Linked DNA regions of Homo sapiens: all the other regions are linked to region 3. A link is an interaction called in ENCODE POLR2A ChIA-PET data of the cell type or tissue named here. Cell type or tissue: PC-3. All regions are shown on one strand. Each heading gives the region's core, and the rest is flanking DNA. Links, peaks and the distances in the headings are about the cores only. Region 1 holds the start of LOC124902409 (a long non-coding RNA gene). Region 2 overlaps CUL2 (cullin 2). Region 3 overlaps PARD3 (par-3 family cell polarity regulator).

Evidence for each region. Peaks named below come from ENCODE experiments on the same cell type or tissue, not always from the same donor. Only the 100,000 strongest peaks of a DNase experiment are listed, where the experiment ranks them.
Region 1: POLR2A ChIA-PET joins it to region 3 with 5 read pairs; 2 of 35 experiments call an interaction of 5 or more read pairs at or near these places.
Region 2: POLR2A ChIA-PET joins it to region 3 with 5 read pairs; 2 of 35 experiments call an interaction of 5 or more read pairs at or near these places.

The regions. Positions count from the first base shown.
Region 1 is chr10:35,003,089-35,014,007 of GRCh38, forward strand. It overlaps CUL2 (cullin 2), which reads right to left. Exons shown (of 21, transcript NM_003591.4): 19 at 10,611-10,712; 20 at 8,760-8,876; 21 at 5,463-7,354. The coding sequence ends at 7,223. LOC124902409 (a long non-coding RNA gene) reads right to left here and starts at 3,510. Exons shown (of 2, transcript XR_007062110.1): 1 at 1,952-3,510. RefSeq lists an enhancer at 9,608-10,178. In PC-3, for the core only: a CTCF peak has its summit at 5,182; DNase peaks (open chromatin) are centred at 1,933, 3,033, 3,993 and 5,013; H3K4me3 peaks cover 439 bases; H3K27ac peaks cover 4,105 bases.
Region 2 is chr10:35,035,572-35,046,490 of GRCh38, forward strand. It overlaps CUL2 (cullin 2), which reads right to left. Exons shown (of 21, transcript NM_003591.4): 7 at 9,201-9,297; 8 at 8,995-9,105; 9 at 3,349-3,511. Among named protein-coding and RNA genes, the nearest start is that of MIR3611, 39 kb to the right of the region's middle. In PC-3, for the core only: no CTCF peak of the experiment used is centred there; DNase peaks (open chromatin) are centred at 5,770 and 7,470; H3K27ac peaks cover 3,640 bases.
Region 3 is chr10:34,675,714-34,686,632 of GRCh38, forward strand. All of the region lies in intron 2 of PARD3 (par-3 family cell polarity regulator), which reads right to left. It also overlaps the pseudogene RPS12P16. Among named protein-coding and RNA genes, the nearest start is that of PARD3, 130 kb to the right of the region's middle. In PC-3, for the core only: no CTCF peak of the experiment used is centred there; no DNase peak of the experiment used is centred there.

The DNA of each region.
Region 1 (10,919 bases), core at 1,912-6,911, 330 kb after region 3:
CACACGTCTGCAATCCCAGCTACTTGGAGGCTGAGGCAAGAGAATTGCTTGAACCCAGGAGGTGGAGGCAGTAGCGAGCTGAGACTGCGCCACTGTACCCCAGCCCGGACGACAGAGTGAGACTCCGTTTCAAAAAACAAAAACAATAAAATGTACAATTTAAACAAGGTGTCTCAGATATCTACTTTGTAGCACTGCATTGATTTGCATTTGGCGAGTTTCCTTTAACATCACCATACTTCTCCCGCATCACTGACCTCCTCAGGCCAAAACTAGACCAGCGTTCTTTTGTGTGTGTGTGTGTGTGTGTGTGTGTGTGTGTGTGTGTGTGTGTGTGTGCGTGATTTAAGATGGCTCTGTCATCCTGGCTGGAGCACAGTGGCAGGATCTCAGCTCACTGCAGCCTCTGCCTACTGGATTGAAGTGATTCTCATGCCTCGGCCTCCCAACTAGCTGGGACTACAAGTGTGTGCCACGCCCAGCTAATTTTTGTATTTTTAGTAGAGACTGGGTTTCACCACGTTGGCCAGGCTGGTCTCGAACTCCTGACCTCAAATGATCTGCCCACCTCAGCCTCCTAAAGTGCTGAGATTATAGGTGTGAGCCACTGCGCCCGGCCACTAGACCAGCTTTGTTTCTGCTAAAAGTAGATCTGAGCTTATCATATCTGTTTTTTCCCCTAGAAGACAAACAACCTGAAAACTATCCACTTAAGAATGCTGAGGCTCTCTGCATAGGACTGAGTACTGAGCTAGGGACAGCCCCATAAGCTAGTTGATACCTGAACAGGGCTGCTTATGAAAGTCACAGAAAATTTTCATCTTTTTTCTGCAACACCAAAGTTCCTCCAAGGAAAATATCAGCCTGGCCATCCAAGTATAAAAACAGCAATCCACTAAGTTTATTCCTTACCCGAGGCTGCAAACTTCAACACAGTCTACAATTCTTCAATTACTAGAACTGTAAATAGCAAGTTACTAACAATGGAGAAAAAGAAAACAATAACAAAACATCTAATACCGCCCTTTGTTATTCAAATTCTTTTCCACAAGTTAGTTCCCAAAGATCTCTTCCTTTGCTGATGATTCCTTTTAAGCTTGCCAGGAGTGCAGTGCAAAAGCAGTAGTGGGCAAAGATTTATGAATATAAGAAAGAACTGGCCGGGCACAGTGGCTCACGCCTGTAATCCTAGCACTTTGGGAGGCCAAGGCAGGTGGATCACGAGGTTAAGAGATCAAGACCATCCTGGCCTCTCTACGAAAAATACAAAAAAATTATCTGGGCGTGGTGGTACATGCCTGTAGTCCCAGCTACTCGAGAGGCTGAGGCAGGAGGATCACCTGAACCTGGAGGTGGAGGTTGCAGTGAGCCGAGATCGCGTCACTGCACTCCAGCCTGGTGACAGAGTGAGACTCTGGCAGGTTCACTTTGGGCACAATGACCCCGCTTCTGTAAATGTGTCCTCACCTCAAAGCGGGGGTGACAAGACCACTCACTGAAACACAGGAAGGCAAATCCTAGAATGTATTAATATATAAATAACTAAAGGAAAAATCTCATTCCTCTTCATTCCTGCTTTTATGACTTAACATGTCTGCAACATATTCATGTGGTAGTAAATGTTTGGTATTCTCTAGTCACGATGAACCTGGAAAGTGTTGACTCATGGGCTAGGGTAAGAGAAAGGAGAATAGTTCAAACAGCTTCTACAGATTGGTTTCTAAGAATCAGGATGGGAACATGTGCACAGTGAACTTTCAGCCTTTACGACCAACCACCTGCTGCACTTGGACATCTCAAAAGCACATCAAGTACACACTGTCTAAAACCAAGCCTACTAACTTCCTTCTCCTTTCGGGCTTCTAGGATCCCCCTAACTCACTAAATGGCATTAGTTGTGAAAGCCAAAAATCTAGGTTGCCATCATTGACTCATCTGTTCCCCCACTCACCCTGTCACAATCCATAAGTCACTCCGGTTCATCCACTTTATCCCTCTAGAAGTAGTCACTGTCATTAGGATCACTCCTGAGCCGGGCACGGTGGCTCACGCCTGTAATCCCAGCACTTTGGGAGGCTGAGGCAGGCAGATTGCTTGAGGTCAGGAGTTCGAGACCCGCCTGGTCAATATGATGAAACCCCGACTCTACTAAAAATACAAAAGTTAGCCGACCGTGGTCATGCACCTGTAATCCCAGCTACTTGGGAGGCTGAGGCATGAGAATTGCTTGAACCTGGGAGGCGGAGTTTGCAGTGAGCCGAGATGGCACCACTGCACTCCATCCTGGGCAACAGAGCGAGACTCTGTCTCCAAAAAAATTACCGCCTAATTTCTTCCGATGCATTTTCCCTTAAAATTTACAAATATTGGCTGGGTGCGGTGTCTCACACCTTGTAATCCCAGCACTTTGGGAGGCTGAGGCGAGTGGATCACCTGAGGTCAGGAGTTCGAGACCAGCCTGGCCAACATGGTGAAACCCCGTCTCTATTAAAAATACGAAAATTAGCCGGGCATGGTGATGCGTGCCCGTAATCCCAGCTACTAGGTGGGCTGAGGCAGGAGGGTCACCTGAACCTGGGAGGCGAAGACTGCAGTGAGCTGAGATCGTGCCACTGCACTCCAGCCTGGGCAACAAAGCAAGACTCTTTCAAAAAAAAAATTACAAATATTATGACATAGTTCACAAACGCCAAAGCAAAATAATATATAAATATGCACACCATAAAGCATGTTAACAAAATGAACATTCACACACTGACTAGCCAAGTTGTGAAAACATTACCATCATCTTTTAAAAATGTAAATATAACCAAATCACTCTTTGCTTACAATGCACATAATTCAGCCACACTGGTCTTTTCGATTTCCCAGTTCTGGCTGCCTCTTATCTTAGGATCTTTGCTGTCACTTCCGTTAAGAATGTGCTCTCCCACCTTCATTCTCCACCCGTTAACCTCTCTTATGAAATCCTCCTGAGTAGTCACGATTTCCTTCACAAGCACTTACCACATCTGGAATGACACAGTTCTGACTGATTGTTAAAGACCGGAAGCTCCATGTGAGCACAGACAGCATCTTTTCTGCTCATCACCGCATATCTTGTACCCAGCGTAATGCCCTGGCACCAGTACCTGTTTGCTAGATGATAAAACGAAGAGGAATTTCCTGGGTTGTGGATAGGGGCCAGTGGAAGAAAAAAAAATCTCTTACAATTTCATAGGTAGCACAGCCATTCCTTATGAAAATTATCATTCTTCCCCATCAGTAAATCCTACCTTTAATGAATTCTAGCCTATGGGGCCATATATTTCAAAGGATTGCCTAATTTAATTGCTTTGGCCTTGATACGCTTCAAGAACACAGCAATCTTCTACTAGTGGGTCTCTCCATATTAATTTCCACTCATTTCGCTATCGCCCATCTGCAACAGACCTTAGGACTAGTATTTTTATTTATTTATTTTTTTGAGACCGAGTTTTGCTCTTGTCGCCCAGGCTGGAGTGCAATGGCTCGATCTTGGCTCACTGCAACCTATGCCTCCTGGGTTCAAGCAATTCTCCTGCCTCAGCCTCCCAAGTAGCTGGGACTACAGGCGCATGCCACCATGGCTGGCTAATTTTTTGTATTTTTAGTAGAGACAGGGTTTCTCCATGTTGGTCAGGCAGGTCTTGAACTCCTGACCTCAGGTGATCCACCCACCTCAGCCTCCCAAAGTGCTGGGATTACAGGCGTGAGCCACCGTGCCCAGCCAAGGACTAGTATTTTTAAAGTTCGCATCTTGACTTTGACCTTGCTCGACCAAGAATTTATTCTTGGAACCAAAAATCAAGAGGTGAATAATTATCCTTTTCTAGTACATAGCTCAACAAAATTAACTGATAACAACTTTTAAGTATATATACACTGTGAAATAAATGTTCTGTAATAGTACATGTGAATGTAAAACACTAAATTCACAAATACGCTTTGTCATGAATCAGCTATGTGCCAAGACAAATTCCTTAACCGTGTTTACATCATCTTAAGTATCTTAAGAAAAATATGATGTGTTTATCATACATTATTTAACTAGAAACAAATTGTTATTCTAAAAGGTCAGGAAAAACTATTCTTTATGTATGAAATGAAGTTATTTCTACTTATTTTAGAGGCTATATACCTATACAGAGAGGCCATACTTATAACATCCATGGATTTGACTGGCATTTAAATTCAGGTTCTGCAGTTTACAACAGTAACTCCTGGAAAAGTCTCATTTAGTTTCCTCACCTATGAAAAAGAGAAGCATTGCCTATCAAACAGGATTACCTGAAGATTAAACAAAATAACATAGGTGGAAGCACCTGTCATCATTTATACTCAAAAAGGTTTTTTAAAAAAGTGAACAGACATGGGATAGCATGGTAGCGTACATAGGTTACAAAATCCTAAAAAGATAGTAAGTTATAAAGAAAATAAAGCATAGTGGCTCACACCTCTAATCCCAGCACTTTGGGAGGCCGAGGCAGGTGGATTGCTTGAGCTCAGGAGTTTGAGACCAGCCTGGGCAACATGGCAAAACCTCGTCTCTACAAAAAATACAAAGATTAGCCGAGTGTGATGGCATGTGCCTGTGGTCCCAGCTACTTGGGAGGCTGAGGTGGGAGGATCACTTGAGCCTGGCAGGTCGAGGTTGCAGTGCGCCGTGATTGCACCACTGCACTCCAGCCTGGGTGACAGAGCGAGACCCTGTCTTAAAACAACAAAACAAACACACAACCCCCAGAGTGCTTGTTTATATTAAAGCAAATGGTCATAAAATATTGGACTAAACCTTAAAATAAGTCTGCACCTTCAGTAGCAATTAAATATTTGCTTTCAAAGGGAAAGGACTGGCATGTGGACAAGGCCTCATGCTGGCTGGCTATAAAATGCATCACTGACTCACATACGTAAACTACCTTAGTATTAATGACTTCTAAAAAACTTCTGAGGGTTTTGCTTACTTGTGTTTTCTGCAGTGAAGCATAGAAAATCCTCCTCTCCTTGCTCCTTTTTCCTTTTCATAGCTCTGAGCTGTTTTGCCCACTCGCACTAGTTACTGCACAGCAGGGCGGCCAGGTCAGAGCTCTGGGCTGTGTGCTACAGCTTCTGCAGTGATGACTTCAATCTCCTGACCTAACTTGACAAGACTGCAACTCTTCCCAGCACTCTCTGCAGGGGAAGGTGTGCGCTGCAATGAATTCCAAACATTGCTCCCTTTCTGAATGGTGCCTTGGTTGAACAGATTTGGCCTCTCTTCCTCATGCGAGAGATGTTTCCTTTCAGATAAAATGGAGAAAGGATGTGAAGAAAACTCTTGTAAGCCATCTCTGTAGACCTCCGCACAAGTATTTTGTCCATTTTTCAGTATATTTTCTTGACAATTAGATACCAGGATAAGACTTAATTTAACATTTATAAATATTTAAGAAAAAAAGGAATCAATTTGGAAAACTTTTATCAATCAACAAGTTATCAAAACAAGGGTTTGCTTTTTGACAGTGAATGTACAATATTATATGGTTTGCCATTATTTCCTCTTTTGGAAGAAAGGTAAAATGAGAAATACATTATATAAGTCATTATAAGTTCAGTAGATTTTTAAAACACTTGAGACACGAGTTAGAAAAAATGCAATTGAATAAACCAATTGTAAGACCCATCTCAAAACAACAAATTTAAATATGAACCACATATTAGATGATACTAAGTAATTATTGTTTTTGTTAGGAGTAATAATATCACTGTGGATTTTTTAAAGGCCTTACTGAAGTATTATAAGTGAAATAATTTGTGTGATTTGCTTTAAAATATTCCGATTTTAAAAATTTTGTGTTGGATGGATGCAGTGGCTCATGCTTGTAATCCCAGCACTTTGGGAGACAGAGATAGGATTGCTTGAGGCCAGAAGTTCCAGACTAGCCTGGGAAACATGGCGAAACCCCGTCTCTTATTTTTTTTAAAATAAAGAAAAATTGTATGTTGAGGGAGGAGGGGTGTGGTGGTGGTGGTGATGGTGTGGATAGACAATAAATATGATAATAGATCGCAGTACTCTTAACACTGCTGTTGAGATATATATATATATATATTATATATATATATATATATAAAATAAACAAAATAATGGGATTTATATATGTGGCACCCAGTACAATGTACAATTTTCTTTTTTAAAAAAGTATTTAGGTTATGCATTGCTAAGCACATCTGTGATTGATGAGAGTGACTCTAGTATCTAAACTGTTGGAGGAGGGTTGTAAGGGTAACAGGTAGGGGAGGCATATAGAAGGAATATGTTGGTATCATAGATTTCCTAAGACTCAGGGAAGGCCACAGAGCTAGGGTACTAGTCTATGCTAGAATTAATGGATTATGCAACCGAAGAAAGACAACTTTTGAATGAAAAGCTCTCTCTGTGCCAGACTTGAGGTCACCAAGCATCCTGCTCACACTCTGCGATGTCTGTGGAGTAGCACACCACCAGAAACTGCTGATGGAATTACATCTTCAAGATTCAAAATGTTTAGATCCAATATATCTAATCCATAAAAATAAAGCATTCTTTATGCTGAATGCAGTCCTATGCAGTCAAGAACAATAATCTAGACATTTTTCATGTAGGATTTAAATAGGAGTACAAGTGAATTAAACCATTCAGATAAAAACGCAACTAAAGATGCATTAGCTGCTTTGAGTCAATATATTTTGTGGTCAACCTGATACTCCATCCACATAAAAAAGGCATTCTATTTCTTTATTTTTTTTTTATTTGACAAGCAGCAGTATCATGTTTGTCATTTTAATGTAGATACAATTATTAGGTTATCTGTCATATTACAATATTTAAGTTTTTAAATTTTATGTCCTTTAAGATACATTAAAAAAAAAAAAAAAGACACATCAACTGCAAACGTGAAGGGGAGAAAAAGCATGGTACCCAACCGAATTTCCACTTTTCAGCAATACTTCACTCATTCTTTTAATAAAGTTTTAAGAAATGTCATAATGACATGAGCTTGAAATATCTCTAGGCATTTTCTTTGACGCTCATGACGTGGCACTGGTGATGTTGTAAACAGCAGAAAACAGGGGCTGCCAAATGACCAAATTATGGAGGCACAGTCCTGCTTTTTCCCACAGGAACACACCAAATGGTGATGGCAATGATCTTCTCACACCACGCTGGAGGAGAGCGACATCACGCGACGTAGCTGTATTCATCTGCCGACGCCTGGCTGCGTTCTATGTATTGTTTGTCTATCAGAACTTCAATACACTTCTTAATCATGCTGATACTGGGATTAAACCTAGCTCTTGACTGGCTAATCACCTGTGGAAGAGATGTGGAAGTCAAACTACTGCCAGTTCTTCAGCTATTAAGTAATGACTTTTAACCAATCAGTTTAAAGTGCCTCAAATGTACTGAGGTTTCAACAAATGGGCCAAATTAAGTATGAAAATAGGAACTACAATGTGGAAAATGGATACAGCAAAATCTAATAATGATACATAATTAAGTGAAACAATAAACTAATTAACCTAAGTACTCACACACAACCCCAAGCTTCTATTTAACTCAACTCTCAGCTCTTAGTTCAAACACTTTCTCAAGAAAGTTTTCCCCAGCAGCCCCTAGGCCAGGATATTTAAATACATTCTCATAGTACTGTATACGTTTCCTTCAGTGCATGCTAATGTAATTTTACATTTATTTGCATATCATTTCAATAGTGTATTTCTTCCCCCATTAAACTGTGAACTCCAAAAAAGCCTGCCATATCTTCAGCTGCTCTGTGCTATATCCCAGGGACCAGCCCAGCTGTCTATCACATGGTAGGCTCAGATAGTTATGGAATGAATGAATATCTGATGGGTCAATTTCCTTCAATAACTGGACAGAAGACTCAATGAATCAGCAAGTTTTAGACCTCTAAAATAAAGCCAAAGCAAATATGAATTTATTATTATCATTTGAGATAGCATCTCACTGTGTCACACAGGCTCAATCCCTGGGCTCAAGCAATCCTCCCGCCTCAGCCTCCCAAGTAGTTGGTACTACAAGTGTGCCGCCACAACTGGCTAATTTTTTAATTTTTTAATTTTTTTTTTTTTTTTTTTTTAGGTGAGATGGGGTCTCCCTGTGTTGCCCAGGCTGGTCTGAAACTCCTGGACTCAAGTGATCCTCCTGTCTTGGCCTAACAAGACATTCAGATTACAGGTGTCCACTGGGCATGGTGGCTCACACCTGTAACCCCAGCACTTTTGGAGGCCGAGGCAGGTGGATCACCTGAGGTCAGGAGTTCGAGACCAGCCTGGCCAACATGGTGAAACCCTGTCTCTACGAAAAATACAAAAATTAGCCAAGTATGGTGGTGCACGCCTGTATTCCCAACTACTCGGGAGGCTGAGGCAGGAGACTCACTTGAACCTGGGAGGCAGAGGTTGCAGTGAGCCAAGATCACGCCACTGTACTCCAGCCTGGGCGACAGAGCAAGACTCTGTCTCAACAACAACAACAAAAAGGATTACAGGCATGAGCCACTGTGCCCAGCCTGCAAATCTGAATTTAATACTGAAATTGTGAGTGAGTACGATTCTGATTAAGTATGAAACATTTCTTTATGCTATCTGAGGATCAGGTTATTTCTGTATCCTCTTTAAGAAGAAAGAGACTGAATCTGTACAATGACAATGCCCTCTACCCTAAGAAGCCCTGAGGACTGCCCTCCTTTTACCTCTTGAATAAGGGCATTGTGCCGAAGCACTTTTCGTGCTTTCATGATACGAACTATAGCAGCTTGGAGATACATTTTCCGGTCCTCATCAACTGCACTTCTAGTCTGCTCCATTTCCTGTTTTACAGAAGAAAAGAAAAAAGACCCAACAAGACATTAAGTCACTGAACTTGTTTTCAATTCATTTTATCAGTGAGTGCAAATACTTTTTTTTTTTTTTTTTTGAGACAGGGTTTCACTCTGTCGTCCTGGCTGGAGTTCAGTGACTCGCTCTCAGCTCACCGCAACCTCCATCTCCTGGGTTCATGTGATTCTCATGCCTCAGACTCCTGAGCAGCTGGGATTACAGGTATGCACCACAATATTGAGCAAATTATATAGTTATGTTGTGCCAATATCACATAACCACTGCTAAAACATCTACAATTTCTAGGGTTAAAGTTGAAAGATTAGAAAAAAATTTACATTATTGTAAACTGTACTGTTAAGGTAAAGAGGCAATAAAGGAGGACACAGCAATAATTTGCAAGATCATTTTCTTATCAGTGATTACAGAATCTTTCATGACGCTTTTAGATGGAGTTGTGTCAACTGCAGTAATTAGCTCCAAATGCATACTGGATCAGGCTTCAAAGGGAAGAGCTGTGAAGTGGCATTTTATGTGGCTCAAGCAGAGAAGCCAGGAGAGGGGGCCTATCTCCACGGAGCTCAAGAAACACAGAAGCAAGGCATAGAAGCAGACCATGCCACATTAAGAGGATCTCCTCACAGCGTTTCAAAGACAAAATACAATCTATATATTGCAAATTATTATTTATTAGCCTGGAGGAAAATGGAATCTTGACCATTTTAGGTTTCAAAGTAAATGGCAGTTAATATTTGTCTCCCCCCATCGGGAATTAAGTTTCTGGAGAGGGTCTAACATCTTATATTATCTTCACATCCTGCATCAGCCCAAGGACTGCACACCGGAGGCAATCAGGAAGCATAAGTGATAGAAACAGTCTATCCCAGACCAAAGCAACAATCACTGCTGAGTTAAAATAATGAAGAGCAGAAGTCCCCTCCTCACACTGGCCTGTCAGTACCTCACTCCACACCCACTAGATCACAATCTGCATTTGAACAAGATGCCCAGGTGGCTCATTTGCATATGAAAGTTTAAGAAGCATTTTCTACTGACAAATTTTCTTTGAAAGAAATGAGCTGTAGGCCAGGCGCGGTGGTTCACACCTGTAATCCCAGCACTTTGGCAGGCTGAGGCGGGCGGATCACGATGTCAGGAGATCGAGACCACCCTGGCTAACACAGTGAAACCCCGTCTATACTAAAAGTACAAAAAACAAAATTAGCCAGGCATAGTGGTGGGCGCCTGTAGTCCCAGCTACTCAGGAGGCTGAGGCAGGAGAATGGCGTGAACCCGGGAGGCAGAGCTTGCAGTGAGCCGAGATCACACCACTGCACTCCAGCCTGGGCGAGAGAGCAAGACTCCGTCTCAAAAAAAAAAAAAAAAATGAACTGGAGAACTTTCCCTTATTTTACAAATGAAAAATATGAAATTTTATTACTTCTCAATGTGGGAATTTTCGGAGAGAATGCATAGTTACACATTCTAATGGTTTAAGAGCAAATACAACAAAACCATACCCTTTTCCTTAGAAAAAACTAAAATACAAGTAGAGATTTCTGTTTGACTGTAAGGTTAATAAATGCCAACAACAAACCAGAAAAGACATATCCCATTATTAATTTTGCTGTGCAAAGTTTTGCACAATCTCAATGTAAACACTTGTAAAGTCCAATGCTTAAATGTTTCCCCCTCAAAAAAAACTTGACATTAAAAGCACTTACTTGTGGTGTGTCTTTCTGCATTGATGTAGTAATTTTAAATTTTGTTCTTTTACTGCTAAAGTTCATATTTAATGAAAACGAAGATTCTGCATCAATATCTTCCTACATTTAAAAATAAAACATTTATATTTATAAAAACCAAAATCTTTAAATAAGAGTTTGCTGCAAGCAATTCTGCTAAATTAATGACCAAGCAAAAAAGCCTCCACTCTCATAACTTTTATATTATAGATTACCAAATTTAAGAGAAAAATAATTCTTTTGTTCAAACAAACAGGAAAAAACCCAATTATTTTCTACTTTTACATC
Region 2 (10,919 bases), core at 3,573-8,572, 360 kb after region 3:
TTATTTGTAGCTTCAGAACACATTTTAACTTAGTGGTCTTTTCCTATCAGTACACAAAGCATTTCTATGTATTTTACAGCTGCACAGTACTCCATTATGTGGATATAATTTCTTAACAACTGATGGAAATTTAGGTGGTTTCCAGTCTCTTGATATTGCAATGTTGCAATCAATAATCTTATACATGAGCAAGAATATATGCAATATAAGTTCCCAAAAGTGAGGTTACTGTGTCAAAGTTTAATCTTGTAGACAGATCCTTCTAACCACAGCTGCCAACAGCAGAGAGTTCCTTTGCCAACAATGTGTTGCCAAATGTTTTGATCTCTAACACTGGGAGGTGAATAATGATCTCTCAGTGTAGTAGGTTTAATTTTAAACGTTTCATTAAAGCATCATACATATACAGAAAAGTATACAAACCATAAGTGTATATCTTACTGAATTATCACAAGTGAACACACAACACACCCATGTAATCACACGCAGGATAAGAAACAGGCATTACCTACACCCAGGAGTCCCCTTCATGCCTCCTTCCAATCACACACTCTTGCTCCTCTGCAAAGGTAACCACTGCTGTGACTTCTAAATCACAGATGAGTTTGAACTACGTATAAAAATGGGATCACACAATTCTTTCGTGTCTGGCTTCTTGTGTTCAACATGTGTATAAGGATCATCTATGTTGTTGTGCATGGCTTTAATTTGTTCATTTCCACTCCTCTATAATATTCCATTGTATGAATATACTGTACTATTCTACAGTAACTGGACATTTGAGCTGTTCCAGTTTATGGAGCTATTACAAACACTACTATGAACATTCCTGTATGTCTTTTTGTATATATGTCCAGGCATTGGCAGTGGGGAGGTAAAGCTGGGGGGTGGTTATATGTTTAGGAGAACTGCTGGATCATAAAATATGCATAATATATCCCACTTAGCGGTCAGTGCCAGTTTCCCAAAGTAGTTGCATCAATTTATACTCTCACTTCAGTGTTCAACAAGTTCCTGCTACTTCACACTTCTTTCTATGTTTATTGGCCATCTGGGTATCTTCTATTCTGCAGTGCCTGTTTTTTGAGCATTTTATATTTTGGATATAAATCTTTAGTATTGCAGGTACATTACCCTATAACTGTCTTCTGATGATCCAGTGGTTTTAATGGCTTTTTTTGAGACAGGGTCTTACTCTGTCACCCAGGCTGGAGTGCAGTGGCAGGATCTCGGCTCACTGCAACCACCACCTCCCAGATTCAAGTGATCCTCCCACCTCAGCCTCCCAAGTAGATGGGACCACAGGTGCACACCACCCCGCCTGGCTAATGCTTGTATTTTTTTGCAGAGATGGGATACTGTCATGTTGCCCAGGCTGGTCTTGTACTCCTGAGCTCAAGCAATCTTCCTCCCTCTTAATGGCCTTTTAATAATCCAAAGTTTTTCATTTTAATGTAGTTCACTGGATCAATCGTTCCTTTGTGGTTAGGGCTTTTTGTGTCCTATTTAAAATATCTTTCCCTGTCTCAAGGTTATGAAGATATTCTTCTATATTATCTTCTAGAAGTGTTATTTTTTTACCTTGTACATTTAGAGAAAAAACTCAATAGTGAATTGATTTTGTATATGGTATCTTGAGGTAGTGATCAAATTTCATTTTCTTCTGAAATGGATATCCAATTGACTGAGCAATGCGTGTTGAAAAGACCATCTTTTACCTGCCGCTCTGCAGCGCCACCTTGGTCTTACATCAAGTGGCCACATATGCTTGGGTTGTTTCTAGGATCTCTTATTTTATTAGGATATCTGTCTGTCCTTGTACCAATGCCTCACTGTCTTAATTACTATAGGTTTTACAATAAGTCTTGCTGGTCATTAAAGTCTTTCCATCATACTCTTCAAGACAGTGACTTTCGGAATTAAAATGAAATTATTGGGTTTTGACTACATTGCCCTGGATCTATGAAATTAATGTTGCTGTAAAAAACACGGGGCCAAGGGTGGTGGCTCGTGTCTATAATCCCAGCACTTTGGGAGGCCAAGGCAGGTGGATCACGAGCTCAGGAGTTCGAGACCAGCCGGCCAACATAGTGAAACCTCGTCTCTACTAAAAATACAAAAATTAGCCAGGTGTGGGGGCGGATGCCTGTAGTCCCAGCTACTCAGGAGGCTGAGGCAGGAGAATCGCTTGAACCCAGGAGGCAGAGGTTATAGTGAACAGAGATCGCGCCACTGCATTATAGCCTGGGCCACAGAGCGGGACTCCGTCTCAAAAAACAAAAACAAAAAGCCTGATTAATGGCCGGGCGCGGTGACTCACACCTGTAATCCCAGCACTTCGGGAGGCCGGGGCAAGCAGATTATCTGAGGTCAGGAGCTCAAGACCAGGAGGCCAACATGGTGACACCCCGTCTCTACTAAAAATACAAAAATTAGCTGGATGTGATGGCACACACCTGCAATCCCAGCTACTTGGGAGGCTGAGGCAGAATTGCTTGAACCTGGGAGGCAGGGGTTGCAATGAGCCAAGATCATGCCATTGCACTCCAGCCTGGGCGACGGAGCGAGACTCCATCTCAAAAAAATTAATTAATTAAATAAAATATACATATTTATTATCTTTCCTGCCTATAAAAGTAATGCATGTTTTTTGTTTTTTTAAAAATCAGAGAGGCCGGGCGCAGTGGCTCACGCCTGTAATCCCAGCACTTTGGGAGGCTGAGGCGGGCGGACCACAAGGTCAGGAGTCCGAGACCAGCCTGACCAACATGGTGAAACCCTGTCTCTACTAAAAGTACAAAAAAATTAGCCAGGTGTGGTGATGAGCGCCTGTAATCCCAGCTACTCAGGAGTCTGAGGCAGGAGAATCACTTGAATCTGGGAGGCGGAGGTTGCAGCGAGCCAAGAGCACGCCGCTGCACTCCAGCCTGGGCGACAGAGTGAGACTCTGTCTCAAAAAAAAAAAAAAAAAAAAAAAAATCAGATATAGCTGATTTTTTATATTATATAAATTATTACATTTATTACATAATATTTGTATTTCCTTTTTATAGTCTTTGCCTTTATTCCTACTGTTTATCAGGAATTCTAAATGCATTAAGGAAATTAGCTCTTGTAATATATAAAAATGTATAAACACAATTTCCCACTTTTTCTTCTGATTTTAGAACACTCTGAAAACACTTTCCTAAAATAGTCTTTCAAAATAAAGTATTAATAATCTGTAAAAGGTTATTTAAAATATTTTAAAGACTATTACTAAAATAGGCATTAAATCAAGGGTGACTAGAGGATGATATAAAAGGTGGATTTATAATTTAATTTCTACTCATGTTTGGTGTCACTTACCATTTTTTTTCTCTTGTCGAATTATATTATGACATTCTGCATGTAAAAACTGTAAGTGGTCTGCTACCATTCGTTGTTGACATTCATGAATCACCTTAGTATATGAACTTGGATGTAGGTATTTTCGACATCGAATTTCTTCATCTTTTAATCTACCTAGAACCTATAAAAATATTTTCTTACAGTCATGAACACAAAGTTTTACTATGAGGAAAAATCTGTAATATCAGCAAGTAACTCAGCCAAATTTTAATGGCTGAATTAAACATGGCAAAGGTAATAAGGGTTACATAAGCAATTTAAACCCACATTCTATAAATCATTTCAAATTTTTATTTAAGCTACTAGCTGTCATCTACATTCCACCAGTCTTATAAGCAAGAACTAAAGTTAAATAGTCTGCATTTTGTCTTCATTTACCTACACCATTCATCCTATTACATGGACAACATAACATGTAACAGGAAAAGTGGGTACAGATGATTAAATTCAGAACAGGTGATCTCTGTTATGAATAACTATCAAACTAAAAAATAAATTATATTGAAATCAAGTAGATGAATCTAATTATTTTACGTTGGTTTCTCTTCTTGTAAATGGAACTGTATGTGCATGATAGTTAACTACCATATTAAAGATTTAATTAAAATTTTTGAAAGTAGGGGCTGGACATGGTGGCTCACACCTGTAATCCCAGTACTTTGGGAGGCCAAGGCAGGTGGATCATCTGAGGTCAGGAGTTTGAGACCAGCATGGCCAATATGGCGAAACCCTGTCTCTACTAAAAATATAAAAATTAGCCGGGCATGCCTGTAATCCCAGCTCCTTGGGAGGCCAGGGCAAGAGAATCACTTCATCCCGGGAGGTGGGGGTTGTAACGAGCCAAGATCGCACCACTGCACTCCAGCCTGTGTGACAGAGTGAGACACTGTCTCAAAAAAATAAAAATAAGGCCAGGCAAGGTGGCTCATGCCTGCAATCCCAGCACTTTGGGAGGCCGAGGTGGGTGGATCACATGAGGTCAGGAGTTTGAGACCAGCCTGGCCAACATGGTGAAACCCCGTCTCTACAAAAATACAAAAAATTAGCCAGGTGTGGTGGCAGGTGCCTGTAGCACCAGCTACTCGGGAGGCTGAGGCAGAAGAACTGCTTGAACCCAGGAGGAGGAGGTTGCAGTGAGCCGACATCACGCCACTGCACTCTAGCCTAGGCAATAAGAGCGAGGCTCTGTCTCAAAAAATAAATATAAATAAAAAATAAAAAATTTGAAAGTAAATATAATTTAGTCATAGTCAAGTATGTCAATCAAGACTTTTATTAAAGTTTATCCTACATAAAGCGCTGAGCTACAAATAACACTGGTTAATATCAACAAGAACTAGCCCATAAGGAAAATAACCAAAGAATTTGACTAATTTCTGTCTCAAGACAAAACAACAACATATACACAGACAAATGCACCGGCTTGGAAACACTCTGGAACATAAAGCTGTGTAATTAGAGTTTCTGAAATTAAGTGTTCCCGGGGAACTACATACACCTGGCACTTTGGAGAGTGCTGCTGAGTTGGCCTGGGCACAAGGAGTGAAAATCATTCCTGGAAAGCGGATCAGAAATTTTCAATAAAAATGAGGCTCCAGACAGTAGGTTCCCACAGTCCTGTCTTTCCTATTGTGCGACCCTTTGAAGCCAGGAGTTCAGGGCAAAGTCACAGACTCAGGTCGGGCAAGAAGGGGTCTAGAGCAGCAGTCCCTAACCTTTTAGGCACCAGGCTCTGCTTTTGTGGAAGACAATTTTTCCACAGACGGAGTGCGGGCGGCATTGGTGGGGGCAGGTGGCTTCCAGGTGAAGTATTCCACCTCAGATCCTCAGGCATTAGATTCTTCTAAAGAGCGCACATCCTAGACCCCTTGCATGCAGAGTTCACAATGGAGTTTGCGCTCTGTGAGAATCTATGAGAATCTAATGCTGCTGCTGATGTGACAGGAGGCGGAGCTCAGGCAGTAGGTAATGCTCACACAGTGGCTGCTCACTCCCTGCTGTGCAGCCCGGTTCCTCCTAACAGGCCACAGGTCAGTACTGGTCCTCCCCAGTTCCTAACAGGCCACAGGTCAGTACTGGTCCTCAGCCTGAGGGTCAGGGACCCCTGGTCTAGAGGACAAAAGTGTTCACCACATATTACATCAGCTAAGAAAGGCACTTTGATTAACAATAAATCCTTTAAGGGCTATTTTTATAACAAAAAGGATTAAGTCTATTAGTCATTCAGAGCATACTATAGTGACTTTAATCTGCTTGCCAAGTTAATGCAACAGGAATTACAGTGGGTCTGAGAGAGGTGAAGGAGGATGGAAGAAGGAAAAAATAAAACAATGATAACTTGGGAGAGAGAGGCGCATATCAAGAGAAATGTAGAGAAGGTTGGACTGCCCCAGTGCAGGGCTTCAAACAGCTGTAAAACCCCTGGGGGAAAGAAAGGCCAAAGCTATAAGAGGAACGCAGCAAGGAGGCAGGAAGGCTGTACTGACTCATTCCCCAATTAACTAAATGGAGAGCAAAGCCCAGGGTTTTGCCCTTGAAGCTAATATGGTCCAACATTATTTCCTGAAATGAGCTTTTCTTTTTCTTTCTTTTGTCAGACAGGATCTCGCTCTCTGGCCCAGGCAGGAGGGCAGTGGTGCAATCTCGGCTCACTGCAACTTCCGCCTCTCAGGCTCAAGTGATCTTCCCACCTCAGCGTCCCAAGAGCTATGACCAGACGACTACACCACCATGTGTGGCTAGTTTTTTAATTTTTTGTAGAGATGGGGTTTTGCCACGTTGCCCAGGCTTGTCCTGAACTCCTGGACTTGCGTAATCTGCCCGCCTCAGCCTCCCAAAGTGCTGCAATTACAGGTCTGAGCCACCGTGCCCAGCCTGAAATAAGCTTTTCTAATAAACATTCTTTTCCAAACATAATTTATTCCAATGTCCCTCCTTCCCTTTTAACACCTTGAGATGTAATTTACATATTAAATAATTCACCCATTTAAAGTGTGCAATTCAATGGTTTTGGTATATTACATTATCAATGTTTTTAAATTGTGGTAAAAACATAGATAATAAAATTTACATTAGCCATTTTTATGTGGGCAATTCAGTGGCATTAAATAACGCTCACTATGTTGTGTAATCACCCCCATTGTCTACTTCCAAATATTTTTCATTACCCCATCAGAAACTTTATAACCATTAAGTAACAACTCCTCACATCCTCCTCCCCTGATAACCTCTAATCTATCTTCTGTCCTTTTGAATTTGTCTGTTCTAGATATTTCCTATAAATTGAACCACAGAATATTTGCCCTTTTGTGTCTGTCTTTTTCCACTTAGCATAACATTTTCATGGTTCATCCATGTTGTATCATGTATAACTTCAATTCTTTTTAAAGACTGTGTGGTGTTGTGATATGTAAGTACATTGGTTTTCATCTGTGGTTCCTGGTTCATAACTCCCTTAGCCCTAGTTACAGTCTTTAGTTATAATGTTGAGTGTGTTAGGTCTCAGGAAACAGAATTTCTCTCCTACTCTCCTTTCACCTGCCTCAAGGCAGGACTCTAATCTTGCCCTACCTTTCTGACTGTGGGTCATAAGACCCTCCCCAGAGAAAGCCCCACCCTGTACGCTGGGGGAAAGACTACTGACATCATGAAGCTTCCACAAAAATCCAAGAAGACTGGGTTCCACAGGGATAGAAGCTCCTGCACTCATGGTGATTTCAGACCTTCCCTTATGTGTCTCCTCAAGTGGTTGTTTATTTGTATCCTCTAAAATATCCTTCTTAATGAACTAGTAAACATTAAGTGAGTGTTTCCCTAAGTTCTGTGAGCTGCTCTAGCAAATTAATGGAACCCAAACAGTGTACTGTAGGACTTCAACTTGAAAGCCAGTCGGTCAGTAGTCCGGAGGCCCAGACTTGTGACTGGTGTCTGGGGGTGTGCAGGGCAGTCTTGGAGACTCAGTCCCCAAACTGTGGGATTAGCCACTATCTCAAGTAGATGGTGTTAGAGTTGAACTGGAGGACACCTAGCTGGTGTCTGCTGCTTGGTGTGTGGGAGAAGAGAGCCACACCTTTGTTTACAGAAGCCTTCTGTGCTGATGATTGTTGCTGTGGTGTGAGAGTAGAGGAAAAACATGGTTTGAGAGAGTTTTTCACTACACACGATGAATAATATTCCAATGCACATATGTATCACATTTTGCTTATTCTTTCAACTTCTAACAGACATCTGGGCTACTGCCACCACTTGCCAGTGGCATATTTTTGACAGCCAGACAGAGCAAAGTGCATGTATCACAGATAATCTGTGTGTGATTCTTGGGGCTGGATCTAGAGGCTTCAACAAAAGTCTAAGGTGCAATAAGGGCTAAGAGCTTAGAACCACTGATCTAGTGTAACCTGAACTTAATTGATGGGGGAAAAGTTCCAGATAATTTGCTCAGGGGACAGAGCTAACTAGTAAGAAAAGCAGGAAGATAATCAAACAACTAAGACCTCTAGATCTGGGCTTTGTGGATGACACAACAGTGTATCGGTAAGCACGGATGCTTTGTGACTTGTGGCCTAGGGATGTAGGATGACAGCTCACCCACTTAAACTACTCGACCTTTCTTGGCTACATAAACTAACACAAACCATCCCAAAATAAAATGCTTGAAATCCAACACTGCAGATTTAAAAACCTGGCTAGAAGTTCTAATATATCTTACATATGGTGGTTTAATTTGTATGAACACTTTTTTCTTCTACTACTGAGAAAATAAACATGGGATTTAACATATGATAACCAATATGTACTGGTTTAGTGATCAATTAAAATTTCTTGGCTGGGTGCAATGGCTCACATCTAAAATCCCAGCGCTTTGGGAGGCTGAGGCAGGAGGACTGCTCAAGTTGAGGAGTTCTGAGACCAGCCTGGGCAACACAGCAAGACCCCATCTCTATAACAAATTTTAAAAGTTGCTGGGCGTGGTGGTGTGTGCCTGTAGTCCCAGCTACTTCGTAGGCTGAGACAGGAGGACCACTTGAGCCTGGGAGCCATGATCAAGCCACTGCACTCTAGTCTGGGCACCAGAGCAAGACCACATCTCCAAAAAAAAAAAAAAAAAAAAAAAACACCTCACGTGGGGTTGTCTCTCAGCCTTTCAAGAACTTAACAGACCAAAAGAGTGACTCATCCAAATGTCTAGAATTACTATATTTTCCTCATATTTTTCCTCTCATTTTAAAGGAAGAAAAAAACCTCAACACAGAGCTTCTGCACTTATCCTATTCTCTAAACTAACCACTAAGCATGAAATCCAGTATAAACTGATTATTCTGCCAAGAATGTGCATATATATTAATTTCAAGGACAAGTAAACCAAGCAGTCAGGATTTATCAAAAAGCATCAATTATGATGAAAACTGGAAGGGTATTGTAAAGAGCAATGACTTATCAATCGATATTATATAATAACTGTAACTCAGAGTTAATGATTAAATAGATTAAATAAACAGAATATTTTTCCACCAAGAAACAAAACAAGAAAACTAAGAACGATGTTAAATAAAACCAGGCCAGATACAAAATAGATAAATGTATTCGATATGTTTTATTTCTTACCTTTTCCATATACTGTGAGCAGTTTGATTCTTGTAATAAATTTGAAGCTTCTTGTTTGTAATACTCTCCTGTTTCAGTCAGAAAGGGAGACTCAAAAATTTCCTGATAAAACTGAATAAATCAATTACATCATATTAGAAGAAATTAGAACAAGCAGTTTAAGAAATTAACAGTCTGATTATTTGTTTTTAAAGGAGGCTGTTTACCTTTAAGGGGAATTTTTTCTTATACTGTTCAACATGAACAAAGGAGTTAATAACCCCATGGATTACTTTCTGGTTTGGGTCTTCTCCACCACGATCACTAAAACAAGGTATAACACAAAATATTCTTGAGAATACAAATTATCTATGGAAATATACCCAAAATATGCCAAAATATGGCTCCTTATTCTATTGGTCTAATCAAAGTGTAAAGAACTATAAAAAGGTACATGCATGAATCTTAACAATGATTTTTTTTATATCACAGCTGAGTTAATATTCATGATAGTTAATGTATACATTAGATGTCATTTCAAGAAATAAAAAGAAAACTGATTGTAAAGTTCAAGATACTATGTCAGTAATAAGATAACACTTCTTTAATTTTAACAAAGTAGATACGAGCCCATCAATTCAAAACTTTAATACTGGCGGTTAAGAATGCTTGATTTTCACTCACTACAAACTACAAAGTCTTAATCATATTAAGACATGTAGGTGAAATGTTAGCTTTTCTAATAAAAGGAATATGAAATAGAACCAGGCACCGTGGCTCGTGCCTGTAATCCCAACACTTTGGGAGGCCAAGGTGGGAGGATCCCTGAGTGCTGAATTTGTGAGCTGCCTGGGCAATAGAGCGAGACCTCATTCAAAAAAAAAATTAGCCATGCATGGTGGCACACACCTGTGGTCCCAGCTACTCTGGAGGCTGAGGTGGGATGATCCCTTGAGTCCTGAGTTTGAGACTAGCCTGGGCAACATAGCAAGACCCCATACAAAAAAAAAAAAAAAACAACTTAGCTGTGCATGGTGGCACATGCTTGTGGTCCCAGCTACTCTGGAGGCTGAGGTGGGAGGATCGTTTGAGCCCAGGAGGAGTCGAGGCTACAGTGAGCCACGATTGCACCACTGCACTCCAGCCTGGGTGACAGAGCAAGACCCTGTCTCAAAAATTAAAAAATAAAAATAAAAATAAAATAGAAAAAAAGTTTGCTTAAAGCCACAGTAAAATAATCTAGCTCTAAATTGGGATTTTGTGACTCTAGTACCAATGCTCAAATCAAACCATTATGGTTTACCTCACTACACACTCTTCCAACCTACTTTAAAATAATTTCTTCTTTGCATTAATAATGTCACAAAGAGAGCAACAGAAAACTTATTATCATCATTCCCTAGTAAGAGCTTGTTGCTCTATATATAGGATGTAAGAATTTTCTATCATTGAAGAAAAGCATCAAGGAAAAGCATCCAGGCAATTACCTTTACATACTAGAGTCCTTCCCTGCCTCTGAACCCCTCTAGTCCTCTTTGATTCTTCCTTTAATTATTTGGATATTCTGAGAACTATTTTTTGGACATGAATTAATATGGCTACAGTAATTCTGTCAGTCATAGAGAATCTTGATATCTTGATATCACTGACTAGTTCATATAATAAGGTCACACATGTGAGCTCATTTCCTTGGCTTGGGTCACATGCGTGACCTCACATAAGCCCACATTCAATCTGGTGAGATACTGATCTGAACTGTTACCTATTTTCTCATGTTCTGCTTATGGTGGAAGAACAGATACTGTGGAGGACATACTGGCAAAACTCTAAGTATACACACCCTATGACCCCAAGCAAACATCTACATATGTGTACAACAGAAACAAGAGTGGTGTTAGTGGAAAAACTGGAAGGAACCTAATATACGCCACTAGGAGAAGAGTTTA
Region 3 (10,919 bases), core at 3,075-8,074:
ACACAACTTCAACCAACCTTTCTACAGGGTCTTCCCTCTGTCAGTATTACAGAGGCCCACCCATTCCCTAGTTTCTTGTTTTCATCAACCTTAATTAGGCTAATCTGGTGTTCAGCACATGGGCCTCCACCAACTTCACACACACACACACGCGCTCATCACAGTTGGATACAGGCACACAAAGATGGGCTTGGTACTTGTCTAAGGCTCTGGCGGCTCCGCGAATCTCATGTGCTGGGCCATCATGGACGAGAGTGGTCTTCAGCACCGCTTGTAAAGCAGTGTTAACAACCATCACACCGCCAGCAGCAATGCCCTCCTCAGCCACCAAGGCAGGCCACAGGTAACGAGTGATGCCCCATCTTGAACGCACCCAAGCCTCCGCCTCCATAACTCAACAGCAGCAGGGAAAAAGCATGGTCTCAATTCTCTTGACAAATCTCAGAGGTATTATACTCTTATTCCAACTACATCTCCCTCCCCAAAGAAGCGCACACAAAACAATTTTAAAACTTATGTTTTCTACGGAAACCTTACCTCAAAGTGATGCACAAAACTGAAATTTATATGGCTGCTTAAATGTCACATCCTGGCTCCTAGCAGGGAAACAAAACGCTCTGAAGAGAGGATGGTTCCTGCTTGAGGGGGAAAAAGTCTGTCTTTCTTAGCAGTGCTCCTTCCCACAATAAACAAATGATCCAGGAATTTTGTACAAGAAGTCTACCTGATTCTTCGTCTACCCGCAATGTCCCCATCCACACACATCCCCCAAAAGGCCACATCTCATCTTTAAGATGAAAAGTAATTCCATTTTACCTGCCAGCTTAGAACTTAATAATTTAAAGGCATGTTTACAAGGGCAGAACATCATCATTATCATCACTACCACTGGAACGACACGCAATTAGAAGTCGTTTAGGGAAGGAAGTTAGAAATGCTCGGCGGAATTTAATTAGACAAATTAGGTTTTGGCAGAGATCTCTAGGTCAACACCCTACTTCTATAAACAATATTATGGAATTCTTAATGACAATACAAGGCACTCATTCTTAAATTCTCAACTGGCAAATACCAACACTTAGGCCACCACCCTCAGGTTCAAGCAGTTTTAAACTATGATTTTTCGAAAGGGAAGAGAAAAGATTCTGCCAACAGAATCAGCAACAATACTTTTAGGCAGTCTCTGAATTTCCTCATTCATTTCTGGTATTACTTTCTGCATAGTCTACACAGAAAGTTTAATGTCTTAAAAACAGGTTTTATTCTGTGTCTTTACTCAAATTACATTAATTTGAAGAAAATATCACATCGAAGAAAATCAGGTTTGCTGAAAATTCTTTACCAACAAACATCCAATATGGTGGCAGTTTCTGCGGAAGGAAGTATGTTACATATAAAATAGAGATTTGGAATGTCTTGGACTTGATTTATTTTCAGTATTTCAGTGTTGTCCAATAAGGAAAATATAAGAAAGATGATTAAACTGGCCAGGCACAGTGACTCACACCTATAATCCCAGAACTTTGGGAGGCTGAGGCAGGAGGACTGCTTGAGGCCATGAGTTTGCAACCAGCCTGGGCAACATAGTGAGACCCCCACATCTACAAAAAAATAAAATTAACAGGGTGTAGTAGCACATGCCTGTGGTCTCAGCTACTTGAGAGGCTGAGGTGGGAGGACTGCTTCAGCCCAGGAGATTGAGACTACCAAGAGCTGTGATCATGCCACTGCACTCCAGCCTGGGCAACAGATCTAGACTCTGTCTCAAAAAAAAAAAAAAGAAAAGAAACTAAAACTGCAAGATTTAGCAGACATATGAGGACCAAAATAAGTGTAGAATTGATGACATATTAAGTGTCCATTCTATAAACCATTAAGAGATATTCCCAAAACACACATCATTCATAAACTGGCCAGAATCAGTATCACACATTTGAGCTGAATTTGTATGAAGAGGGAAACAGTTCTGAAGCACCTATCTGTAATGCTGCAAGGCACCACTCTTCTCCGGGCAGGGGGACACAGATACCATGACTAACTCTCAATGGTTTCACAGCTCGAAAATCACCGTTCTAATGAAAGACCACCGGAGGGCACACATAACCCATGGCACTCATCCAAAAGTAAAAATAAAAAAAGCACATTTTATGTGCAGGGTAATCTTTACTTTTTATCTGTTATTGCTGTTTGGTAATTACAAACTAGCTCCAAAAATATCAACATTAAGAAAAGGAATCTTTATAACACTGTTAAAAGATCCACTATATATTGATTGTATAGCCTAAACTTACAGTCATATATCCAGTAGCTTCAAAGAATTCTTTTTAAAAAATGTTTTTTTAATTTATTTATTTATTTATTTAATTTATTTATTTATTGAGACAGGGTCTCACTCAGTCACCAAGGCTGGAATGCAGTGGTGCAATCTCGGCTCACTGCAGCCTCAACCTCCCCAGGCTCAGGTGATTCTCCCACCTCGGCCTCCAGAGTGGCTGGGCCTATAGGTGTGCACCACCATGCCTGGCTATTTTTGTATTTTTTGTAGAGACGGGGTTTCACCATGTTGCCCAGGCTGGTCTCAAACTTCTAGGTTCAAGTGATCCACCTCCTTTGGCCATTCAAAGTGCTGGGATTACAAGCATATACCACTGTGCCTGGCCCAAAGTATTTTTCAGAAAAAAATATTTTTAATTCTGAACAATGTACAGAACTGTGAAATTGGAGAAACACTAATTTGCTTTTATTCCATTATTTTGTTATACATAAAAATCAACTAATCCTTTTTAGTGAGATGTTTGGGTAACATCAGGGTCTCCATTAAAAACATGTTTTAGTAAGAGATTCCATACGAGTAATAAGGATCTGCTAATATCACAACTTGTTAGTATTGCAGCATACAGTAATTTAAACCCTTGCAATAAGTGAATAAACATAAACACTAATAAATAATAAGCATTCACAAATGAATTGATAGCACAGAAAATATCAGTATGATTTTGAAAACAAAAATGTTCAAAAATTAATCAGGAAACTTTTTCAAAATAATATTAAGGAGTAAACACAAAGAGTAAGCATGACTTTCAATTCCCCCCGCCCACCAAGAAAATAAAAATTAAAGGGGTGTTTTAAGGAAGTTTCTGTACCAACCTGCCTTTTGCTGACTTCTGAAGTGGCTCTCTTGAGGTTCAATGACCTTGAAAACCTTAACGCCTTCACCGAATCCTTCCGAGAGGTCCCAGAAAAAGAGTAATACCTCTTTGCAGGTTTCCCCTTCGCTCTGTCTGCCATCTCAACCCATTAGGAAGACAAAATCCTCAACAGCACAGACTTCAAGACTAACAACAGAATAAAATGATCCCCAAATAAACAGTCCACCCAAAATGTAAATAAACAACCTGTTTTGCTCAGTCCTCAAGGAAAGGGCAAAACCTCAAGTAAAGGGTAAAAAATGGAAAGCAGGTGGAAAATAGGGGAACACATTCCACCACCTAAGTAACCCCTCAATGGACGGCACAGACGGCATCCGGCAGTGTGGACTCCAGGTTCACCAGGGAAACCAGCTACGCCTCAACTGCACCAAATTAAAACTGCACCAGTCAAACAGGCCGGAGGTAGTTTGTCAAGAGTAAAACAGGGTGTAGCAAAACACCCTGGAGTCAGCAGGGTGTGAGAGCACACATCAGGTTCAAAGAAGTCTCTCAACGCATTCCTTGCCAAAATAGACAGAGGGCTATAGGATAGGATCAAATCACCACTCCTACTTCAAACCAGGAGCCCTCGGAGTGTGACTATTTTGTTAAGCTCTTTGAAAACTCTCTTCTTCCAGTGAATGAGAAATGGAGTGATCGGATGCTCAAATACACATATTTTACTCAGAGAAACACAAAACAAAATAGTCACAAGCATTACGAATTAGGAGTCTGGAACGCCACCTCCCATGTCACAGAAAGAGGAGGGAGGGTGTTTTTATACCCTTTCAAAAGGCAACAGGAACATCTTTCCTTCATTTTATCTCAGGTCTCACTGAACTGAAGTTGAGCTCGAGAACAGGTCACGAAAATAAGACAAGTCGTCTGTGCAGGAACAGGGATGGAACTGGAGGCCATTATCCTATGTGAAATCACCAAATCAGACACCGCATGTTTCACTTACAAGTGGAAGCCAAACAGTGGGTACATACAGACACACAGAGCAGAATAACAGACACTGGAGACTCCAAGAGGTGGGAGGGTGCAAGGTGTGAGGACAGAAAATTACCTTCTGTGTACAATGTTCACTATTTAGGTGATGGATGCACTAAAAGCCCAGACTCCACCACTACCCAATATGAGCATGTAAGAACCTGCACTTGTACTATCTAAATATATAAAAATAAAAATAAAAATTTTAAAGAAAATAAAACATGAGAAAATGGAGAAATAGGTCTCTAGAGAAAGTACTGAATACTATGAATACCTGCAATACAATTATACTTATAATACTATTAACACTAGAGCCCCACAAAACCCAATGCTTTAGGACACCTACAAGCCTAACCCAAGGATTGAAAGATACAGTACATTCAGGCCAGTGTGGCAGCTCATGCCTGTAATCCCAGCACTTTGGGAGGCCGAGGCGGGCTGATCACTTGAGGTCAGGAGTTCGAGACCAGCCTGGAACACATGGTGAAACCCCATCTCTACTAAAAAATAAAAAAATTAGCCAGGTATGGTGGTGGGAGCCTGTAATCCTAGCTACTCTGGAGGATGAGGCAGGAGATCACTTGAACCCAGGAGGTGGAGGTTGCAGTGAACCAATATCACACCACTGCACTGCAGCCTGAGTGATGGAGTAAGACTCCGTCTAAAAAAAAAAAAATGAGGGGAGGGGAAGGGGAATGAGAAGCGGGAGGGGGAAAGATAAAGAAAGAAAACGTTCAAGGTAACAAGAGGCATGGAATTATTTTTTAAAACACATACCAATCATTAAAGAAGCTACATAACCAATTGGAAATCATCATTCTCAGTAAACTATCGCAAGAGCAAAAAACCAAACACCACATATTCTCACTCATAGGTGGGAATTGAACAATGAGATCACATGGACACAGGAAGGGGAATATCACACTCTGGGGACTGTGGTGGGGTGGGGGGAGGGGGGAGGGATAGCATTGGGAGATATACCTAATGCTAGATCACGAGTTAGTGGGTGCAGCACACCAGCATGGCACATGTATACATATGTAACTAACCTGCACAATGTGCACATGTACCCTAAAACTTAAAGTATAATAAAAAAAAAAAAAGAAGCTACATAACCAAACAGCCTACACCAGAAATATACAGCTGGTGAATAATATAAACACAGAAAATTTAAGGACAGCTGTATTTAACAGTGTTATACGATGCAATATTACTCAAAGTGTGGTCCCAGTCTCCATGAAGTACAGAAATAGAGTAAGCTTTTGAGAACACAGCAACTTGACTGAGTAATTTTATATCTGTTAACTCTAATAATAGCTAAAATAAAGGCCCATAAAACACAAGCCACTTTATCCCAGTAATTTATTTGCATTGTATTTTAAAAGTATTGTTCTGCCACAGGTTGGAGGGAAAAAAAAAGCAAATCTAGTCCTTCACAGCGACAGTTTGAGAAGTAATTAGTTGTGTTAACTAAAGGTAGAAAGAATATTCAAGACTGCCTCTTTGGGGAGGGAGAGAAAGTTAGAACTAGCCCATCTGGAGGCTGACCTGAACACACCTCCTAATTTATCCAGCCTGAATATTCCCACCTACATATGGGACTTTTCTTGCTTTAAAAGTATGTGGAATGCAGCTACACTAAGAAAAAAAGGATACAAAACTTTACATACCTTATAGAACATGGAACACCACTGTTGTAGCTGCAAACATTTTGCTAGCATTTTCCTTTATTATATATAATATATATCAAATATATAGTATTATACATGTTATATATAATATACATGTATATAATTAGATTTTTATATTTTATATATGTATTTTACGTATGTATTTTATATATATATATATATATATATATATATATATATATATTTTTTTTTTTTTTTTTTTTTTTTTTTTTTTTAAGTAAGACAAGGTCTCACTATGTTGCCCAGGCTGCCCTCAAACTCCTGGGCTCAAGCAGACCTCCCACTTTGGCCTCCCAAAGTGCTGAGATTATAGGCATGAGCTACCAGCACCCCGCCAACATTTTCATCTCCCCATTTTACAACAGATCCCTAAGGACAAGTGTTCTCTATTTACTTCAATCTCTCAAGTCCTGCCTAGAATGGAACAGATGCTCAATAAATATGTGAGGGCTAGATGAAAGAAAAGGATGCTGTTACAGAAATGCAACTGCAGTGTCATCTCAACCTCAAGTTCCCAGCAGCCAAGAGATCCCTGTTGACACTACCCACAAGTGCTGATAACAAAATGCCTGATAGTGGACGGTCATCATTCGACTGTGCCCTTGAAAAGAAGTATCTCTTGACAATCTTTTGTAAGAAATTAAGTCAAGCAGTATAGCACACATTCAGACGCAAGGAACTTCAGAATTCTTGCGTGGTAGTGCACGCCTGTAATCCCAGCTACTCAGGAGGCTGGGGCAGAAGAACTGCTTGAACCCGGGAGGTGGAGGTTGCCTTAATAATGTATTGAGAATCCTCAAATTCTAACACACAGAAAATAAACAATGTATTTCTTACAACTATCTCTGGGTGCCAAGTATATACCATGCTCTCTATAAATTCATAGAAATAAAAAAATAAGTGAAACTGATTACCTACAGAAACTCATTTCATAACACAAATATCTAGGATAGCCTGGTTTGTTTGCTCGCTTGTTTTTAAATCCTCAGGCCAGGTGCAGTGACTCACACCTGTAATCTAAGCACTTTTGGGAGGCTGAGGCAGGAGGCTCATTTGAGCCCGGGTGTTGGAGGCTGCACTGAGCTAGGATCACGTCACTGCACTCCAGCCTGGGTGACAGACCAAGACCCATCTTAAATAAGCAAACAAACAAAAAGCCAGGCATGGTGATGCACATCTGCAGTCCAAGCTACTCAGGCGGCTGAGGTGGGAGCCCAGGAGACAGAGGTTGCAGAGATTGCATCACTGCACTCCAGCCTCGGTGACAGAGCAAGGGCCTGTCTCGAAGAAAAACAAAACAAAACAAAATAAAACCTCAGAAGCAGTTATTAAAAGAATGAAGAGCCTAATTTGACAATGGTGGTGGTGGTGGTGATGGTGGCCGACAACGGCAACCACAATTAACATTTCCTGGGACCTTATTCTTGCCGAGCACAAAACCTTAATGTGAATTCTAAGGCTTAATCTTAAACTTAACCTCATAATGAAATCATGTCCTTTGCAGCCACATAGATGGAACTGGAAGCCAACACCCTAAGTGAAATAACTGACACAGAAAGGTGAACACCACGTATTCTCATTCATAAGTGGAAGCTAAACAATGGGCACACATGGTCATAAAGATGGAAACGATGGACACTGGCGACTCCAAAAGTGGGAGGCGGGGAGAGAAGCAAGGCTTGCAAAACTATTTACCGGGTACTACACTCACAGTTTAGGTGATGAGTTCACCGAGGCTCAAATCCCATCATCACCCAATATACCTATGTAATATAACTACACATGTATCTCCTGAATCTGAAATTTAAAACAAACAAACAAAAAACTCGTAAGATAGTTACTATGATTATACCCCATTTACAGATGGGAAAAATGAGGTAAGAGAAGTCAAGTAAAGACAGCGTGAAGCCGGGATTCAAATGCAGGCAGTGTGGCTCCACAGCCCACCATACGAGATGCCAGGCACTTCCAAAGCAACAGAAAAGCACAGCGCGGCACACCAAGTTATTAAGCCCCAGCCTGGGATTGGTGTAACAGAAAGAGTGAGAACCTCTGTCCCCTGACTCACTGGGTGGCCCCAGATAAGCAAAGTCTTGAGGGCTTTCGCTAGAAGGACTGAGGCCCAGCCCATCCTGTGCAGGCTGACCCCAAAGCTCCTACTGCTCGTGAGGACCCTCACTTTTCATGCAGGAGGCCTGGCCCCCTCCGAACTCCCTTTCACTAACACCTCACTGCTCTACCTGTACCATATCTGGGCCCTGTGCTCCCACAAATTGATGAACTGTGGCCAAACCAGTACCCACAAAACACTTAAATGTTGGGAAGTCATCTTTCTGAATTAATTAGCCATTTGCTGCTCTGCTTGGCAGCAAATTTAAATATTTGCTTCTTTACACTCTAAAATAAGCTCACTTAGGAGGAAATGAATAAAGTCATCTAGTTAATGAAGTCAATTTATACAAGTTATTTCATTTCCAGGTTATCAAAATCTTTAAATCATTCAGTTCCTATGCCAATTCATACTAAAGTCCAAAAAAAGATGTTTCTATTCTAAGCTATATTTATAACTAAACCTAATGCTTCTTTCCTACTGGAATTAAGCAGAAGTAGAATATGGAGTGGACAGTGAAAACGAAAACAAAACAGTGAACCACACACACTGTCCTCAGAGATGACCAGTACTGACACTTTTTGGTCTACCCCTCAAACTTTTTCTAATGTATATAATTATTGCACTAAAGTTAGATTATATTTGGTACATTGTTTTAAACTGACTTTTCACAGATTTATATTGGATTCACAGATTTATCTACGGTTAGTCCCAAATATCCAGCTGCCGAACTAACAGCTCCAAGACACTCAAACTCACAGAAGACAACACTGAATGTAATCTCCCATCCCTAGTCTGGCAACCTCGCAGCAGTCCCTACCTTGGTGAATGCCCCACCATCTCCACCCAGCCCAATCGCCATCAATTTCAACCTCCTTCCACAAAACTGGCAGGAGCCACACACTGCCTGCATTCGAATCCTGGTTCCAGAAAACCTGCTGACTGGCCTCTGCCTTCCATGCTGCCTCCTCATTCATTCTTCACACAGCCACCAGGGGGATATTTCTCAAATGTAAACCTGATCACTTAACACCTGCTGGTCTTTCAGTTACATGTCTATAAGACTTTGGCTTGATGATACATACACACACACACACACACACACACACACACACACACACACACACACACACACATATATACACACACACATATATATACATGTATATATATACACACACATACACACACACACACACACACACACACACACACAGAGTATAGTAGCACTAAGCCCAATGCCTGGTACAAACTAGGTGCTTAGTAAACTGAATTACCTAAAAATATTAGTCTGATTTTCTTGCAAAGGAAATTATTCCATATGCTATCTTTTAAATTATTCACGCACTCTGGTTTGAAAAACTTATTAACCTTTGAGAGGGAGAGGGAGGCCACTTAGCTTTGATTCAATATTGAAACTAGGTTTTAATTTATTCCATTTAATCTTAATCTCAAGTATTCATCAGAAGACAGTAGGGTATGTATTTATGAATAACTAAATTATTCCTTTTGATTAAGACAACAGAAAACACATTTCATAAGTTTTTCATTATACTGTTTTCTGTAAGTAGGATTTATGATAAGGTATGCCTTCAGAAAACACTGCTTCTTTAAAATGTATATTTCCCCAAGATGGAAAGATTAAGATGCCTGCATTAAAAGCATGTTCTCCTGGGCTACATCCACTTCACCTGAAGGAAGGCAAGGAATTCAACAACTCACCTACCTGATCAGCAAAAAACAGTACGCTGGTCACCATGTAACACCCTAGGCAGATATCATAATTCATGTTTACTTACGGAAATTAAGCCACATGTGCACAAAGGAAAAAACTCAGAGTAAACCGGTGGCTTAAACATTCTAAGGGAGTTAACAACTTAATGCACGTGATTCCCGCAATCTTTTTTTTTTTTTTGGAGACGGAGTCTCACTTTGTCGCCCAGGCTGGAGTGCAGTGGGGCAATCTCGGCTCACTACAACCTCCGCCTCCTGGCCCTACACGATTCTCATGCCTCAGCCTCTCAAGTAACTGGGACGACAGGCGCGCATGACCAAACCTGGCTAATTTTTGTATTTTTAGTAGAAGCAGGGTTTCACCATGTTGGCCAGGCTGGTCTTGACCTCCTGACCTCAAATGATCCACCTGCCTCAGCCTCCCAAACTGCTGGGATTACAGAGGTGAGCCACCATGCCCGGCCTTTCTGCAATCATTTTAAAATTCGAGGTAGTAATCATATGATGCCACATCCTAATGGAAATTAAACACATTTCTGGGATCCCCACCCTGCAACTCATCCCATTTTTGCATGTAAAACACTGAACTCAAATTAATTTCACATGTTTAGTAATAACTAAAATACTACTTACTTGAAATAAGAACACCTTAGTTATTTCAGGTATCACTGCTTTTCACTAACACATAATTTACTTGAATTCCTTAAGTGTGAACTACAATTGTTACAAATGTAGTATGTGAAGCCCTCCCTCATTTAATATGTCTTATTTTTACAGCTTGTAGCTCTGTGAAATGTTAACAAATTAGAATCTGGATAATAACTTACAACCTCGGTCCTTGTGCGATAATTTTCCTATGGCTCTTTTCTGTCTTTTCACTACATACTCAAGTTGCTTTTAATATTTTGTATATTTTAATGTTAAAGGAAACTGGCCATAGTTGAAAATTCTATCCACCAAAGGCACTTCCTTAGGAAACTTCAGTATGTATTAATAAGAACTCCCTTAAAAAAAAAAAAAATAGGGCCAGGCGCAGTAGCTCACGCCTATAATCCCAGCACTTTGGGAGGCCGAGGCGGGTGGATGAACTGAGATCAGGAGTTCGAGATCAGCCTGGTCAACATGGTAAAACCCCATCTCTACTAAAAATACAAAAAAAAAATTAGCCAGGCATGGTGGTGGGCACCTGTAATTTCAGCTACT